Regions from separate parts of the Homo sapiens genome. Here region 1 is linked to region 2. A link is an interaction called in ENCODE POLR2A ChIA-PET data of the cell type or tissue named here. Cell type or tissue: A673. All regions are shown on one strand. Each heading gives the region's core, and the rest is flanking DNA. Links, peaks and the distances in the headings are about the cores only.

Region 1 (7,989 bases), core at 931-5,930, 210 kb before region 2:
TGAACCCAGGTGGCAGAGGTTGCAGAGAGCCAAGATCGTGCCACTGCACTCCAGCCTGGGTGACAGAGTGAGAATCTGTCTCAAAAAAAATAAATAAATAAATAAATAAAAATAAATTAAAAAGGTACAGAAACTACAGGTCTTGGCCGAGCACAGTGGCTCACACCTGTAATCCTAGCACTTTAGCACTTTGACAGGCCAAGGTGAGGAAACCATCTGAGCTCAAGAGTAGGAGTTCAAGACCAGCCCAGGCAACATGGCAAAACCCTGTCTCTGCAAAAAATACAAAAAGTAGCCGGGCCTGGTGGCGCGCACCTGCAGTCCCAGGAGGTGCAGGTAGGAGGATCACTGAGTCTGGGGAGGGTGAGGCTGCAGTGAGTAGCCTCAACGTGTGATCACGCTATCACACTCCAGCCTGACCAAGAGTGAGATCAAAAGAAACTACAGGTCATCCATATAACATTTTTCTAACCACAATAAAAAAAGAAAGTTTCATCATAGCATTACACATGTTCTTCCATGGCTGTTAACATTTTCTACACTACTATTATAAATATCCTATCCCCTGTCCTTGCCTAAGCTTCAGGAAAGCAGGATCCTAAGTCTGATCAAAGTTTCTAAGAAACAGCACTCATAAGAGGAAATACCAAAACTTATTAAGAAAACTGCAGGATGACAATAAAAACTTAATTAAAAGGCACTAGTTTTTCCCTTATCAGTAAAATATAGGATTTCCTGATCTCTCAGCTATTGAGGTATACAAAGAACTTTATCACCATGGAATCTGAGCTGGGAAGGACTTTGTTTCACTATTATATATAATCAGATCTCTGCAGAGCAGAGACCCTATGTTGGTTTACGTCAGTGATTTTTAAAACTGTAGGCCCCAAACCAGCAACATCAGCATCAACTGGCACCTTGTTAGAAACACAAATTCTCAGGCACTACCCCAGACCTACTGAATCAGAAACTCAGTGGTGGCTGGGGGAACCCAGCAATTTGTAGTTGGTATTGAGTCTTCTGGGTGATTCTGATGCATGCTTAAGTTTGAGAAACACTCATCTCGTTCAAATACATTGTAATTAACTTGTAATAGCCCAGTAGAACCTGGAAATAAATTATTCTGAATCAAACATATGGTATGATTAGTGACCTTAAAAACCATTATACGGGGCCGGGTGCAGTGGCTCACGCCTGTAATCCCAGCACTTTGGGAGGCTGAGGCGGGCAGATCACGAGGTCGGGAGATCGAGACCATCCTGGCTAACAAGGTGAAACCCTGTCTCTACTAAAAATACAAAAAAAAATTAGTCGGGCGTGGTGGCGGGGACCTGTAGTCCCAGCTACTCAGGAGGCTGAGGCAGGAGAAAGGTGAGAACCCGGGAGGTGGAGCTTGCAGTGAGCCGAGATAGCGCCCCTGCACTCCAGCCTGGGCAACAGAGCGAGACTCCATCTCAAAAAAAAAAAAAAAAAAAAAAACCATTATACAGCAGCTTTAATTTGGAAGTAAGTTGTTTAATAAACTTTAAAGTTGAAACTTTAAACAACCCAGAAAACTTGAACTGTGGCTGGATTTCTAGACCAGTTTACGAATCTAACCTAGTAACTATTTCATAAAGAGAACACTCGTTTATGATCTGAACACTTAGGGGTTACCACCTTTGAGAAGGAGAGGTGAGAGAGAAAAAACAAAGGCATACCACTGCCATTTGTAAGTAGTACTTTTGTTAAATCTTGCATTCTTAGCTGACACCTCAGAAGTTAAACTAAGTGGTAAATACCAAAATGTACACTATAAACAGAAAGCCTCTTACGACAATTGGTCTAATTTTTTACTTTTCAAAATGAAAGTAGCTATTACTATAGCTATAAAGATTACTATAGCTTGCAATCTCAGCTTACTCCTTAAGTGGCCTTCCATGATAAGGAAAAGGATATGGTATCTGCACTTCTCCAAATACAATTTGCCTAATCTTTGAAAGCACAGACTACTCAAGAGAAAAATGATGCCATCTTAAGTGGCTTCATTCCTATTGTCACTTCCTATTCAAATGGTTTACATTAAAGTCCAACTAGAAAATTTGTCCACTGGTGTTAAAATTTACAGCATGAACTAAGCGAATATACAAGGAATAGCTTGTCACATTGACAGATCCAACATTATACTAAGAACAGAATGGTAAGATAGGAGTAATAAAGGGCTCCAGACAGACACAGCTTTATTCTTTCCTGGGCTGGAACATGGCTAACAGCAGCAGAAGAGGTAACAATAAATTGGTCAGCTACTCATGAAACAAATAAAATAAGATATTAAGTATTTTTCCTAGAGAATGAAACCATTTTCCTAGCATAAAAATGTATCTTCAGGCCAGGCGCGGTGGCTCACACCTGTAATCCCAGCACTCTGGGAGGCCGAGACAGGTGGATCACCTGAGGTCAGGAGTTCAAGACCAGCCTGACCAACATGGAGAAACCCCGTCTCTACTAAAAATACAAAATTAGCCAGGCATGGTGGCACATGCCTGTAAACACAGCTACTAGGGAGGGTGAGGCAGCGGTGAGCTGAGATCACACCATTGCACTCCAGCCTGGGCAACAAGGGCGAAACTCCATCTCAAAAAAAAACTATCTTCATCAGAAAGCCTACTACGTTACAATGTTGATAACACACACCTGCCCTCTTAGATCCTTTCTAACTTGAAATTCAATTTAGAGTTCCTTTTCAGCTGAGTATCCTAAGTGTATTAAAAATCCATTTACAGCACACATATGAGCAAGATAAAAATCAGGCCATTTCCCAGATTACCCAGAGTCTTTAAGGGGGAATCATGGGAGAGGTGTGACCACACCCAGTAGATGTCAGAGTCATGTGGTACTGGGAAATAATTATCCCAACAAGTGCTATCCAGTCTCGCTCTATATCCTGTTTCTTTACTGCTTTTAATAGTTGACAGTATTCACTATGTAACAGACATTCAAATTTAAAAGGTAGCTAAACCTATCAGGGAGGCATTACTATCAATCATATTTCACCTAACTGTAAATTGAAAGACACAGTTAAATAACTTACCTAAGTAAGGTCTTAAATCCCAGAAAAATCATTTGTGCCTTAACAACCCTCCCCCTTAGAATGTCATTCTGGATTCCAGCTGTTGCTACATTCCAGCTCTGCCTCTGCTGCTGCTGTTTTCTTCCTTTCTCCAATCAGATTATTATGTTGTGCTGAATTGCAATACATCTAGATCTTCCATTCTTCCCAAGAAGTTTTTCATCACCACCAAAGTTACTTTCTTGAAATGGATTTTTTAAATTAAGTTCAGTAGGTGCCATTAGGGTGCCAGAAGAGGGATATCCATGATAGATGTCCTCCTGGGCTTTGCTTCTTTATTGTTATAGCCAACAAATTCCACAAATAAAAAATTTAAGAAGAAATTTTTAATTATGCAATTAAAAATAAATAGCAAAGAGAGATGATAAACTCCAAAAAACCCTAAAAATTCTTCAACTAGACAATTTTAAATAGTCAGAAGGAAGATTAGGAGGAAACATCTGAAAAAAACTAACTTGGCTTTCCAGGAAAACTTCGTAACTCCTATTCTCAAATAAGGAGATGTCTAAACTGAGAGGGAATACTTAAAAATGAAGCCTAAAATAACCAAAGTAGTTAAGAGCACCTAGCTATACTTTATGTATCCAGGCCAAATAAATCACTTCTAGAGTACTGTACCAACTTTTGCAAAAACAAAATATTTCTTTTCCTCTCAACTTTCCATAATCTTTAGCAGTTTTCCTTTTTTTTTTTTTTTTTTGAGACGGAGTTTTGCTCTGTCGCCCAGGCTGGAGTGCAGTGGCGTGATCTCAGCTCACTGCAAGCTCTGCCTCCTAGGTTCACGCCATTCTCCTGCCTCAGCCTCCCGAGTAGCTGGGACTACAGGCGCCCACCACCACGCCCGGCTAATTTTTTTTATTTTTAGTAGAGACGGGGTTTCACTGTGTTAGCCAAGATGGTCTTGATCTCCTGACCTCGTGATCCGCCCGCCTCGGCCTCCCAAAGTGCTGGGATTACAGGCGTGAGCCACCGCGCCCGGTCCAATCTTTACCAGTTTTTCCAGGTATTATTTCAAGTCCCCAATCCCCACATTCTCTGTTCTTCACTTAGACAATTACGAGTTTTGACTTTGCCCACAATGGTAGGCAGCTGACTGTCTCCTATTTGCCCTCCACAAATTCAACTGAGTATTGTTAGCTAGTGAAATCCCCAGAAGACAAAAAAGATAGTAAGCAAAAGTTTCCTCAATTTTTAAAAGCAGGGTAGAAAGAACATACACTACAATCCATAGCTGATCCATGGCAGCTTTCTTCAAATGTTGAAAGCATGCTCATGTAGCGGGAGTCTATGCTGTTCCAGAAAACAAAGACTATTAAACAGTGGTGGTAAGGATATACTTTTTTTTTTTTTTTTTTGAGACAGACTCTCGCTGTGTCACCCATGCTGGAGTGTAGTGGTGCGATCTTGGCTCATGCAGCCTCTGCCTCCCAGGTTCCAGCGATTCTCCTGCCTCAGACTCCCAGGTAACTGGGATTACAGGCATAAGCCACTACGCACGGCTAATTTTTGTATTTTTAGTAGAGACGGGGTTTCACCATGTTGGCCAGGCTGATCTCCAACTCCTGACATCAGGTGATCTGCCCGCCTCAGCCTCCCAAAAGTGTTAGGATTACAGGCATGAGCCATTGTGCCCGGCCGGTAAGGATATACTTCTACCACCAAGAACTTAAAGAGTGGCACACCAATGAAACAAATTTTCATTGAGAAACGAGCACTCTACCAGGCCCTGGAAGACTGGTTAAAGCAGAGGCTGAATGAACACCTGTCAGGAATGCTGGATTTCTGAACGCTAAGAATGGCATAAGAATGCTAACCTAGGCCAGGTGCAGTGGCTCATGCCTGTAATCTCAACACTTTGGGAGGCCAAAGTGGACGAATCTCCTGAGGTCAGGAGTTTGAGACCAGCCTGGGCAACATGATGAAACCTGGTCTCTACTAAAAATACAGAAAATTAGCCGGGTGCGGTGGTGGTTGCCTATAATACCAGCTACTTGGGAGGCTTAGGCAGGAGAATCACTTGAACCTGGGAGGCAGAGGTTGCAGTGAGCTGAGATTGCGCCATTGTACTCCAGCCTGGGCAACAAAAGCAAAACTCCATCTCAAAAAAAAAAAAAAAAAAAAAAAGGATGTTACCTAAGGTTCCATTGTAAGATAATTTTTCAAGCAGGTTAAGTATCCAGGAGTTTAGTTTCACAAGCCGTTTGTCCAATTTTTTAAAAAAGATAAAAGCCAATCCTGTAAAAACCTTTATTCCTTGTCCAAGGTTATAATTATGCAGGTAAGTCTGAGTGAATTGAAGCAGCTGACTCTAGTAGGAAAAAGAAATGTTAACAAGTTCCAGCATCACCTACTTTGAACTATATTCTTAAAAAGTCTAAAGCTTCTAGATTTGAAAAGCAAATTACCATAAATAATCTTAAAGGGCATCTTTCAAAATATTAGTTGCTTTAACCAAGCTATTCCTTAGCATAATTCTGTACAACTTATTTATATTAATACATTCCTTGGGAGTTAAATGTAAAAAAATTACATCCCCACCATCACTGTTTTAATACTTTTTCGTTTTCTAAAACAGCACAGACTCCTGCTACATGAGCAAGCTTTCAGCATTTGAAGATAGCTGCCATGGATCATCTATAGATTGCAATGTGTTCTTTCTACCGTCGTCCTTTTAAAAATTGAGGAAACTTTTGCTTACTATCTTTCCTGTCCACAATGTAAAAAGAAGTTCAATGTAACTCAAAGTGTAAGCCCAAAGGGTTTTTTAATGACTAAAATATATTTCAGTTATTTCTATGTTTAGATAACAGTATTGAGGGGGGCCAGGCACAGTGGGTCAACCCTGTAATCCCAACACTTTGGGAGGCTGAGACAAGAGGATCGCTTAAGGCTAAGAGTTCAAGGTTGGAATGAGCTATGATTGCCCTGCTGAACTCCAGCCTGGGTGATAGTGAGACCCTGTCTCTAAAAAATTAAAATTAAAATATTTTTAGAACAGTATTGAGGAGAATGCAATGAAATTTCCAATAATGTACAATGGTTCTAATAATAAGAATTATCTGTGTTCTCTTAAGACCATTCACATATCTTGCTAATGCTACCCAGCTTTTTTTTTTTTTTTTTTTTTTTGAGATGGAGTATCACTCTGTTGCCCAGGCTAAAGAACAGTGGCGCGATCTCGGCTCACTGCAACGTCTGCCTCCCAGGTTCAAGCAATTCTCCTGTCTCGGCCTCCCAAGTAGCTGGAACTACAGCTGCATGCCACCATGCCCAGCTAATTTTTCATATTTTTAATAGAGGCGGGGTTTCACAGGTTGGCCAGGCTGGTCTCGAACTCCTGACCTCAGGTGATCCACCTGCCTCAGCCTCCCAAAGTGCTGAGATTACAGGCGTGAGCCACCATGCCCAGCCTGCTACCCAGCTTAAAAAAAAAAAAAAAAAAAAAGTATTCTTCTACTTGCCTACTCATCAACTCTACACACCTGTAAAAAGTAAAAAACCCTTCAGGAAAAAAATCAATTTCAATAAAAAAACACTGCAAGTAAATAGTTCTGTGCAAAAAGCATTTCCTCCCTAACCCCATGGATTAATCCATTTTAACAGGGTTGTTAATGAAGCTACAGATATTTCTATGTAATGATTTGGCCAAACTACCAAGTACTTATTCAGCATATACCATGTGTGAGAAAGCGCAGCAAAGTAATGTTAATAGTCTCTGCCCACAAAGAGCTTATTACCAATTTAGAAAAACATGTAAGGTTAACAACACAAGGCAATATAAAAATGTCAAGAAGTTTTGGACGCCGAGGCAGGCAGATCACAAGGTCAGGAGTTCAAGACCAGCATGGCCAACATGGCGAAACCCCGTCTCTACTAAAAATACAAAAAATTAGCCAGGTGTGGTGGCATGCACCTGTAGTCCCAGCTACTCAGGAGGCTGAGGCAAGAGAATCACTTGAACCCAGGAGGCGGAGGTTGCAGTGAGCCAAGACCACACCATTGCACTCCAGCCTGGGCGACACAGCAAGACTCCGTCTCAAAAAAAAAAAAAAAACAATGTCAAGAAGTGTACAGACAATAGGTAACAGGGGAAGTTAAAGGAAACAAACTACTTTAGCTGAGCATGGTCAAGAAGCACACCCTCCCCTTTCCTCAGGAAGTTTGAATTTTGAACTCTACTCAGTAAATTATCTTTCACCCACGTTTTTGTACTCATAGTCTATCTAACAAAAGCACTGTAGTAGAGCTAGTGAAAGAAAGAAATAAATGAGCTAAAACAAAGCAATTTACAGTTCCAACTTTGGATGAATTTCTCTTCTGCTACTCCTCTCACTCTTCTATACTGTATACACACACACCATTCATTTCCCCCAGAAAAAGGAACCAACTACCAAAAAATACCCAGAAGCTTGGAATACAGTAATTTGGATGAAAAGGTTGTCACACTTCTTATTTCTCTCTACTGGTAATGCTTTTTCCAGATTTTTCCGGTCTACAACATACCAAGCTGGAGTAGAGTCTGACAAATGTACATAGGAAGCTAAACATAAAGAAAAACTTCAGAGTTTTAACTTTATAAAAGTTTATTTCATTACAATATGGATGTCCCAATGATACCTGACACACTGGGATTTTACCTTACCGATATTCTCAGAACCCCATTACCCGGACAATGCAAACACAAAGTTCAACAATGAGACATTAATAAAAGTCTAATAATAAGGAAATGGAAAGCATTTTTCTTTTGCATTCAGTTTTTTAAAACAGAAAAACTCTAAGGATTTGAAGCAAAAGGCTTTACTTGATTCTACATAATTAAACATGAAAACTACACTTAGGCCGTGGAACATTACAAATTCTAATTACTCCCATAAAACATT
Region 2 (7,989 bases), core at 1,593-6,592:
TTTGTAAAGACAGGGTTTCACCAGGCTGGTCTCGAACTTCTGACCTCAGGTGATCCGCCCACCTCGACCTCCCAAAGTGCTGGGATTACAGGCATGAGCCGCTGCGCCCCACCTATTCTCTACTTTAAAACTTGATTTGAGAAGAAGGCCTTTTCTGAAACTAGCCTTTAAGTTCTTTATCATCGCTCACAGCATTTAGGCCAATGTCATGCATGTGGAAAAGCAGGAACAAATATTTATGGCATGAGTAGCTAAGAGAGAGGGCCAGTAAGTAAATAAATAGGGGAGATGAGGTTTTCTATAATTTTAAGAATAAATGGTAAATCAACATCAAAGTAGGAAGTAAAACCCAGGAATTTGCAGGGAAGGGGCAAGGAAGATAGAAGATAAGTCTGCAACATCTTGTTATTCCAGAAAGTAAGGAAATAGTAAAAACTAAATAAATAAATGAAATGAAATGAAAAAAATGATGTAAACATGTCATAAAGACAAAGGAGCCAGCTTAAAGGGGCTCTCAATAGCCAAATCTAAGACAATTTGATTATCAAAACAATTAAGGACAGTAACGAATTAAGGATAGTAATGAGTTTTAAGCATGGCAGGGGGCAGAATTCATGAGTTTATTCCAGTGATAAATAAATGAGGGAGAAGGAAGGACTCGTGTTTACAGCAGAATCTTGGATGCCAACTGGTAAATGGGAAGACAGCATGAGAGCTGGAAAAATCATTTTGCAACTGTGACAGTTAAGATAGAATCAAGCAAGCATTATCAATAGATGCTAAATTTCAACAGAGAAACAAAGAACAAGATATGGATATTTGGATGGTCTTCAAGTACCTTCCCATATATTCCTCACTAGCTATGAGAAGGAAAAACGCTAATTACACAGTAGAGAAATTGGATAGCACCTTGACCAGGTGATCTATGTGGGGCAGATGAGCATCTCAGGCCTCCAGATGTGATATCTGAAAAGGACAGAGAGGATCACTCTTTTTAGTAGTTCTGCTGAGAATATATAACATGTCTAATTATGAGACAAATCATTAGACAAACCCAAAATGATGAACATTCTAGTTTTAAAAGTTGATGGGGGGGAGTGTGGACTGTATTCTTTGAAAATGTTCATGTCATGAATAATAAAGAAGGCTGTGGGAATGTTTCAGGTTAAAGAAGGCTAAGGAGACCTGACAGCTAAATCCAGCACCTGGCCCCTGTACTCAGTCCAGTGCTGGAGGGAACAAATTCTACAAAGGGCATCATTGGGTCAAGTGATAAAGTCAGAATATGAACGGATAGATTAGTTAAAAAGTATTAGGTGTTAATGTAAATGTTACTGAAATTGGTAATTGTACTGTGTTTATGTAAGAGAATGTCCCTATTATTAGGAAATGCACCCTGAAATATTTAGGAGTAAAGTGATAGAGGCAGGAAGAAGAGAAATTCTAGGCAGACAGGGGTGGGTCCCTGGCAAAACCCCACCTTCCAGCCAAAAACCCTGCAACCCTCTGCCCAAAGTGAGAACTTCTATCCCTGTTTGCCCACTCTCTCCCCATTGATTCTTTCTGATTAATGTCTTTTTACCAATCCAATGTTGCCTTCTCTAAAACTACCTATGGCCCACTCCACCCCCCGCCATCCTGTGCCTATATAGACCCCAGACTCAGTCGGTAGAGGAGAGAAGCAGCTTGACTGGAGAGAGGCGACTTGACTTCAGAGGGAGAGCTGGACTTCAGAGGAGAGATTAACTTCAGAGAAGAGCCGGCTGGAGAACGCCAGATCTCAGGGAAGATTATCTGCTTGTCCCGTCCCCTCTCCAGCTCCCCTCTCCACTGAGAGCCATCTCCATCAATAAATACAATTCTCCACCTCCACCATCCTTCAAGTATCTGTGCGACCTCATTCTTCTTGGATGCTGAACAAGAGCTCGGGACCCACTGAGTGATGGTACCCAAAAAAGGCTGTCACACTGGCCCTTTGCCCTCACTGGTGGAGGGCAGCCTCCCCATGCGATGAGGCGAGAGGCCCACTGAGCTGACAACACACCACTGTCCACAGACACCGGAGCTAAGAGAGCATTGTAACATGCCCTCTGGGGCTTTGGGGGTCACAGGCATTCCCACCTGGGCACTGCTGCAGGGCCTGCAGGGAGCCTACTCTTGCCGCTGCCCAAAGCAGCCGGCCAGATCCTGCACTTGTTCACCCACGCGTTCCTCGCAAGAAGAGCTTGAGCATGGCGGGCCGAGTGAACAGGGCACGCCTATCGCAAGTCTGATGAAGGGGTGGAGAAAAACTCCTGCATCAAAGAGCCATTATATATGTAACTTAAATAGTTGAGAAAAAAGTTGTCTCTGTGTGTGTGTGTGTGTATGTGTGTGTGTGTGTGTTTCAAGAGAGGGAGAGAGAGAGAGAGGAGAGAGGAGAAATGATAAAGCAAATGAGATGAACATATTAACAACAGGTGAGTCTAGGTAAAGGATGTACTGGTACACTATTTTTATTCTTGCAACTTTTCTGTAAGTTTGAAACTATTTCCAAATAAAAAGGTATTTTTTTTTAACTCACAAATCTCGGCTTTTTCTTGTTTTGGGCTTTTTGGTTTGATTAGGAGAAGAACAAGGCAGATAAAGAGAGGAAAAAATATAGTGTAGAATTCAGTAATGTACTACTGTTCATTTGTCACAACTTTAATGTACTTTTGACCTTACAAATGTACCTCAAGCAAGTAATTCCCCTCTCCACACCCACTCCCCATAATGGGAAGAATGTGTTTAGAAGGGTTCACTTAGTGCTTATTTCTGAAGCAGGTTATTTCTCAACCTTATAAAATGAGATTACCAGAAATTCTGCATTTCCTTTGTAATTAGGATCAAGATGTAATCATCTGGCCCTGAAATGTGTATATTATAGGGGTAGGAATCTAAGCTATAATGTTTTGTATGTACATCTAAGAATTGAGTTAAAAGATGTTTCAAAGCAATGAAGAAGTCACATCCATTCTCTACCAGTGGCCATGTATTAATTCTCCCGGAAAATCATTTCTCCGAGTTAATAGAATCTTTGAAGCTAAATCAAGTCAATTTCCATTGTCACATTGTGATGCTTTTGAACTGGGCTCACTGAATTATCCTATTTGATGACCACTTTAAAGATGGCTTTGTTGTGAGCCTCAGCAAACCCACAGCCGTATCTCTGTGTCAGCCTCCCCACCCCACCCCATTCATTCAAATCACTTAATGAGCAGCTCAAGGCAAATGCCCCCCGTAACTACATCCCAGGCAAAATAGATATATAGTAGGTAAAATAGCCTATGTGATGTGATTGAAAGAACACTGAAATCAGGAAACCTGATTTTGCCACTAATTAGTGGAGTGTCTTTAGGTAGGTCTCAGTTTCCTCATTTGCAAACTGAGGAGCTTACAGTAGATGATCTCTAGGAATTTGGTAGTCAGACTTTGGTTTACAGACAGGTAAGTATGGAATTTGGGAGGAAGCATTTGTGGTAGCCACTCCCCAAGGTGACCCTAGTGATTCTTGTTTCCTGGCTTCACCTCCTGTGTTGTCTCCATTCACATGGAATAGGGCTAACTTGTCTAACCAATAGGATATTGAAATGATGGAATGTGACTTCTGAGGCTAGATCCAGACTGTTGCTTCCACCTTGCTGTCTCTTGGATCACTTGTTCTGGAGAAAAAAAAACAAAAACAAAAACAAAAACAAAAAAACAGCTGTCATGCCTTGAAGCTGTTCAGACAGCTCTACATGGAGCTCCATGTGGTGAAGAGGAACTGAGGCCTCCTGCCACCAGCCAGCACTCATCTGCCCATCTTATAAATGAGCCACCTTGAAAGCAGAGCCTCTGGCCCAGTCAAAGCCTCAGACAACTGCAGTCCCAGCTTATATCTTGAATATAACCTCGTGAGAAACCCCCAAGCTGGAATCAGTCAACCAAGCTGTTCTTCAATTTCTGCCCTACAGAAGTGATACAAGATAAATAATTGTTGTTTTAAGCCACTGAGTTTTGGGGCAATTTGTTATACAATAAGCTTTTATTTTGTATGCATTTTTAAATTCTTATTTTCCCAGTCATCCACTTTTTATTATATTGTACAAAAGTGTCAATCCATGGTAGATTGAAAGTTAAAAACTCCAGAGTTCGAAAAGCGCTGATCAGAATAATACAATCTTAGATGAAGGCTGAAAAAGTTTTTGAAATTATCCAGCCCATCCTCTCACTGAGTGAATAACTTGTCTCTTACAGTTTTCTAGCAATAAAATTCTAATTCTTGGCAGCATTATCACCATTAATGTTATTAAACATGACTTTTATTGAGCATTTGCCAGGTAGATGCACTATCCTAAGTATTTTATGGTCTTTACACCAACTCTACACAGCAAATATTTCTATCTTAATTTTACAGAAGAGGAAACTGAAGCTTGGGATAAAGTCAAGACTTTAATTCATCGAGGTCATCTCATTCTAGACTATATTGCCTCTAGCTTCATTAATTTGTTTATCTCCCAAAACTTAATTTTATAGAACCAAATAACATATATATATTTTCAGACTGCTGGAAATTACTTTCTCACTTATTTTAAGGAAAAAGAGACAGAATTCAAATCCTAGGCCAGGTGCGCTGGCTCATGCCTGTAATTCCAGCACTTTGGGAGGCTGAGGTGGAGGGATTGCTTGAGCCCAAGAGTTCAAGATGAGCCTGGGAAACATAGCAAGAACCCTGTCTCTATAAAAAATAAAACAAGGGCTGGGTGCGGTGGCTCATGCCTATAATCCCAGCGCTTTGGGTGGCCGAGAGGGGTGGATCACGAGGTCAAGAGTCCAAGACCAGCCTGGCCAGGATGCTGAAACCCTGTCTCTACTAAAAATACAAAAATTAGCCAGGCATAGTGGCACATGCCTGTAATCCCAGTTACTCAGGAGGCTGAGGCAGGAGATTCGCTTGAACTCCGGCAGCAGAGGTTGCAGTGAGCTGAGATTGTGCCACTGAACTCCAGCCTGGGCAACAGAGAAAGACTCCGTCTCAAAAAAAAAAAAAAATAAATAAACAAAAAATAAAATAAAATAATTAGCCGGGCCTGGTGGCACACACCTGTGGTCCCAGCTACTTGAGGGACTGGGGGGAGGGGAGGCTGAGGTGGGAAGATAGCTTAAGCCTGAGAGGTCAAGGCTGCAGTGAGCCAAGATTGTGTCACTACATTACAGCCTGGATGACATAGTAAGACCCTGTGTAAAACAAAAATATTAATATAGCCAATGTAAACCAAGTGTTAAAAGCATTTGCCAACAATAAATGTTTTCATTGCATTTAATGTTACCTAACAAAATGGGAGGGAGTGTAAATGTATAAGAGTCATCTTTGGAGACAAATGGATGTGGTTCTAGTTAGTCTTCTCATTTGTAAATGAAGATAATATACTTACATTAGCATATCATTGTAAAAGTTATGGGTAGTCTACATGAAGCAATGAGAACAGTTGCTGGCATTCATGCATGCATGCATTCAATAAATATGTATTGAGCGTTTCCAAAAGGCCAGGCACTGTTCTTGGCAATGGAAATACAGTGGTGAGCAAGATAGCAAGGTCCCTGTTACCACAGCACTTACATTCTAGTGGGAGGAAACAAAATAAATAAATACACAAGTAAATGAACAAATTTATTTCAGAAAGTGATCAATGAATTAGGATAAAATAGAGCAATGCGATAGAATGTCAAGAGATGCAGAGAGATGTCGTTTTAGAGGAGGGAGGGCGTGGTCAGGGAAAGCCTTTGTGAGGCAGTGGCTTTGAGCTAGGACCGAATGTCAGGAAAGATTCAGTCATACATTCAGAAACAGAAGAAACAGGCAAGTGAAAGTCTTAAGTCAAGAACCCACTTGTCGAGCTTAAAGAACATCAAGAAGTCCAAAGTAGCTGGAGGAAAGGTGATACATGAGACCAAATCATGTAGGATCTTACAAGGCTGAAGATGAGCTCAGATTTTATTCTAACTGCAGTGGCAAGACTTTGGAATCTTTTAAGCAGGAGAGTGACATACATACTCTGATTAGTGTGTTGAAAGATCACTCTGTGTGTGCATGGAGGACCCTAGAGAGACGAGCTGGGAGGCTGTTGCATGATCCAGGTGAGAGATGATGGTGGCTTGGATTAAGGTGTTAAAATGGGGATAGAGAAAAGTAGGCAAGTGTATTCGGCCATTTTTGCATTGTTATAAGGAAATACTTGAGACTGAGTAACTTATAAAGAAAAGAGACTTAATTGGCTCACAGTTCAGCAGGATGTACAGGAAGTGTGGTGGCATCTGCTTCTGGGGAGGCCTCAGGGAGCTTTTACTCATGGCGGAAGGTGAAAGGGAAGCGAGGCATTTCACATGGCCAGAGCAGGAGGAAGGTGGCGGGGAGGTGCTATACACTTCTAAACAACCAGATCTTGTGAGAACTCTATCACGAGATCAACACCAAAGTGGTGGTGCCAAACCATTCATGAAGGAAGCGCCCCCATGATCCAATCACCTCCCACCAGGCGTGACCTCCGACAGTGGGGTTTGCAATTGAACAAGAGATTTGGGTGAGGAAACAGATCCAAACTATGTCAACAGGTTGCAGATATATTTCAAAGGTAGCTAAAATGACTTCGTTGGCACTAAAAAAAGTTTTTATTATTACTACTAATAATAGGGACTTTTTTAACCATCTTGTGCAGGATTTTTGTTGAAGCAATATTGTCTTAGTTGTTTATTGCAACACAATTTGCTGTGTTCTCTAATGTTTTACTTGCTTAGTGTAATCAGGGGAAATGAGTTACTGAGAAAAGAAAAAACTCATTTGAATATAGACAGAATCTTTCCTGTATTACCCAGTGATTAAAGAGAAAAGATGGCCGGGCACAGTGCCTCATGCCTGTAATCCCAGCAGTTTGGGAGGCCAAGACAGGTGGATCACTTGAGGTCAGGAGTTTGAGACAAGCCTGGCCAACATGGTAAAACACCGTCTCTATCAAAAATACAAAAACTAGCCGAGCAAGATGGTAGGTGCCTGTAATCCCAGCTACTCAGAGGCTAAGTCAGAAGAATTGTTTGAACCCAGGAAATGGAGGTTGCAGTGAGCCCAGATCATGCCATTGCATTCTAGCCTGGGTGACAGAGGAAGACTCTGTCTCAAAAATAGAGAGAGAGAAAAGATAGTTGGTCTTAACTGTTGGGCAACTGGGGTCATTAGAAAGGAATGTGAATCTTCTGATTCTACTTACCATGGCTTATAATGAAACCCAGGTGAACAGGAAGGCACAAACCCAGCATCACCCAACAGGGGAAGGTGAAATAAGTCAGATCCAGATGTGCACAAAGATGAAGTAAAACCTAAGCTGGAGAATGTTTAGTTTGGGCAAAATGGAAGCCTAAGATAACCACAACACCTATTAATGATGAATAAAACGTATCCAGATACCTAGACGCAAAATTGAGCTGCAGGAAAAACAAATATAGAAAACATCAGGTCCAGAAATAAATAGAGGTGAGAAACATTGCATAAAGCTGGCACTGAGATGCCCTGGGGAGTTACTGGCCACTACCATCTGGCTCCATGCAGGGAGAATACATTGAGGATTGTTGTGAATGGGTGGTTGGAAGTGAGAATCCTACATAAGGCAGAGCTAGCAAAGGGCTACATCCACAGTGAAGGGGTGGACTGGGAAAAAAAATCTATCCACAGGCACAGAGTGATGTCAAGGAAGTTTGCAACCTCTGTCTAGATTCTGGATGAGAGAAAACAAAAGTTTTCCCTGAGAATGCAAAACCTCAAGACACCATTTATACAGGTTCTGAATGTATAATAAATGCACAGCCTGGGAATCACCACGCCCAATCCAATAAATTATTTATAAAAATTTACATTAAGCCAGTGATTTCCTCTGTCTCAATAGGAAGAGGAAAACACAATTATGAACTTTACCAAAATTTTAAAATGTTGCTTTT

What was found. Peaks named below come from ENCODE experiments on the same cell type or tissue, not always from the same donor. Only the 100,000 strongest peaks of a DNase experiment are listed, where the experiment ranks them.
Region 1: POLR2A ChIA-PET joins it to region 2 with 7 read pairs; 2 of 35 experiments call an interaction of 5 or more read pairs at or near these places.

The regions. Positions count from the first base shown.
Region 1 is chr11:34,058,445-34,066,433 of GRCh38, reverse strand. The region is part of intron 2 of CAPRIN1 (cell cycle associated protein 1); the gene reads right to left. It overlaps LOC124902660 (a long non-coding RNA gene), which reads right to left and starts at 5,956. Exons shown (of 2, transcript XR_007062651.1): 1 at 5,243-5,956; 2 at 2,203-3,382. In A673, for the core only: no CTCF peak of the experiment used is centred there; DNase peaks (open chromatin) are centred at 2,005, 2,843 and 3,142; H3K4me3 peaks cover 1,443 bases; H3K27ac peaks cover 4,213 bases.
Region 2 is chr11:33,846,729-33,854,717 of GRCh38, reverse strand. No RefSeq gene overlaps it. Among named protein-coding and RNA genes, the nearest start is that of LINC02721, 28 kb to the right of the region's middle. In A673, for the core only: no CTCF peak of the experiment used is centred there; no DNase peak of the experiment used is centred there.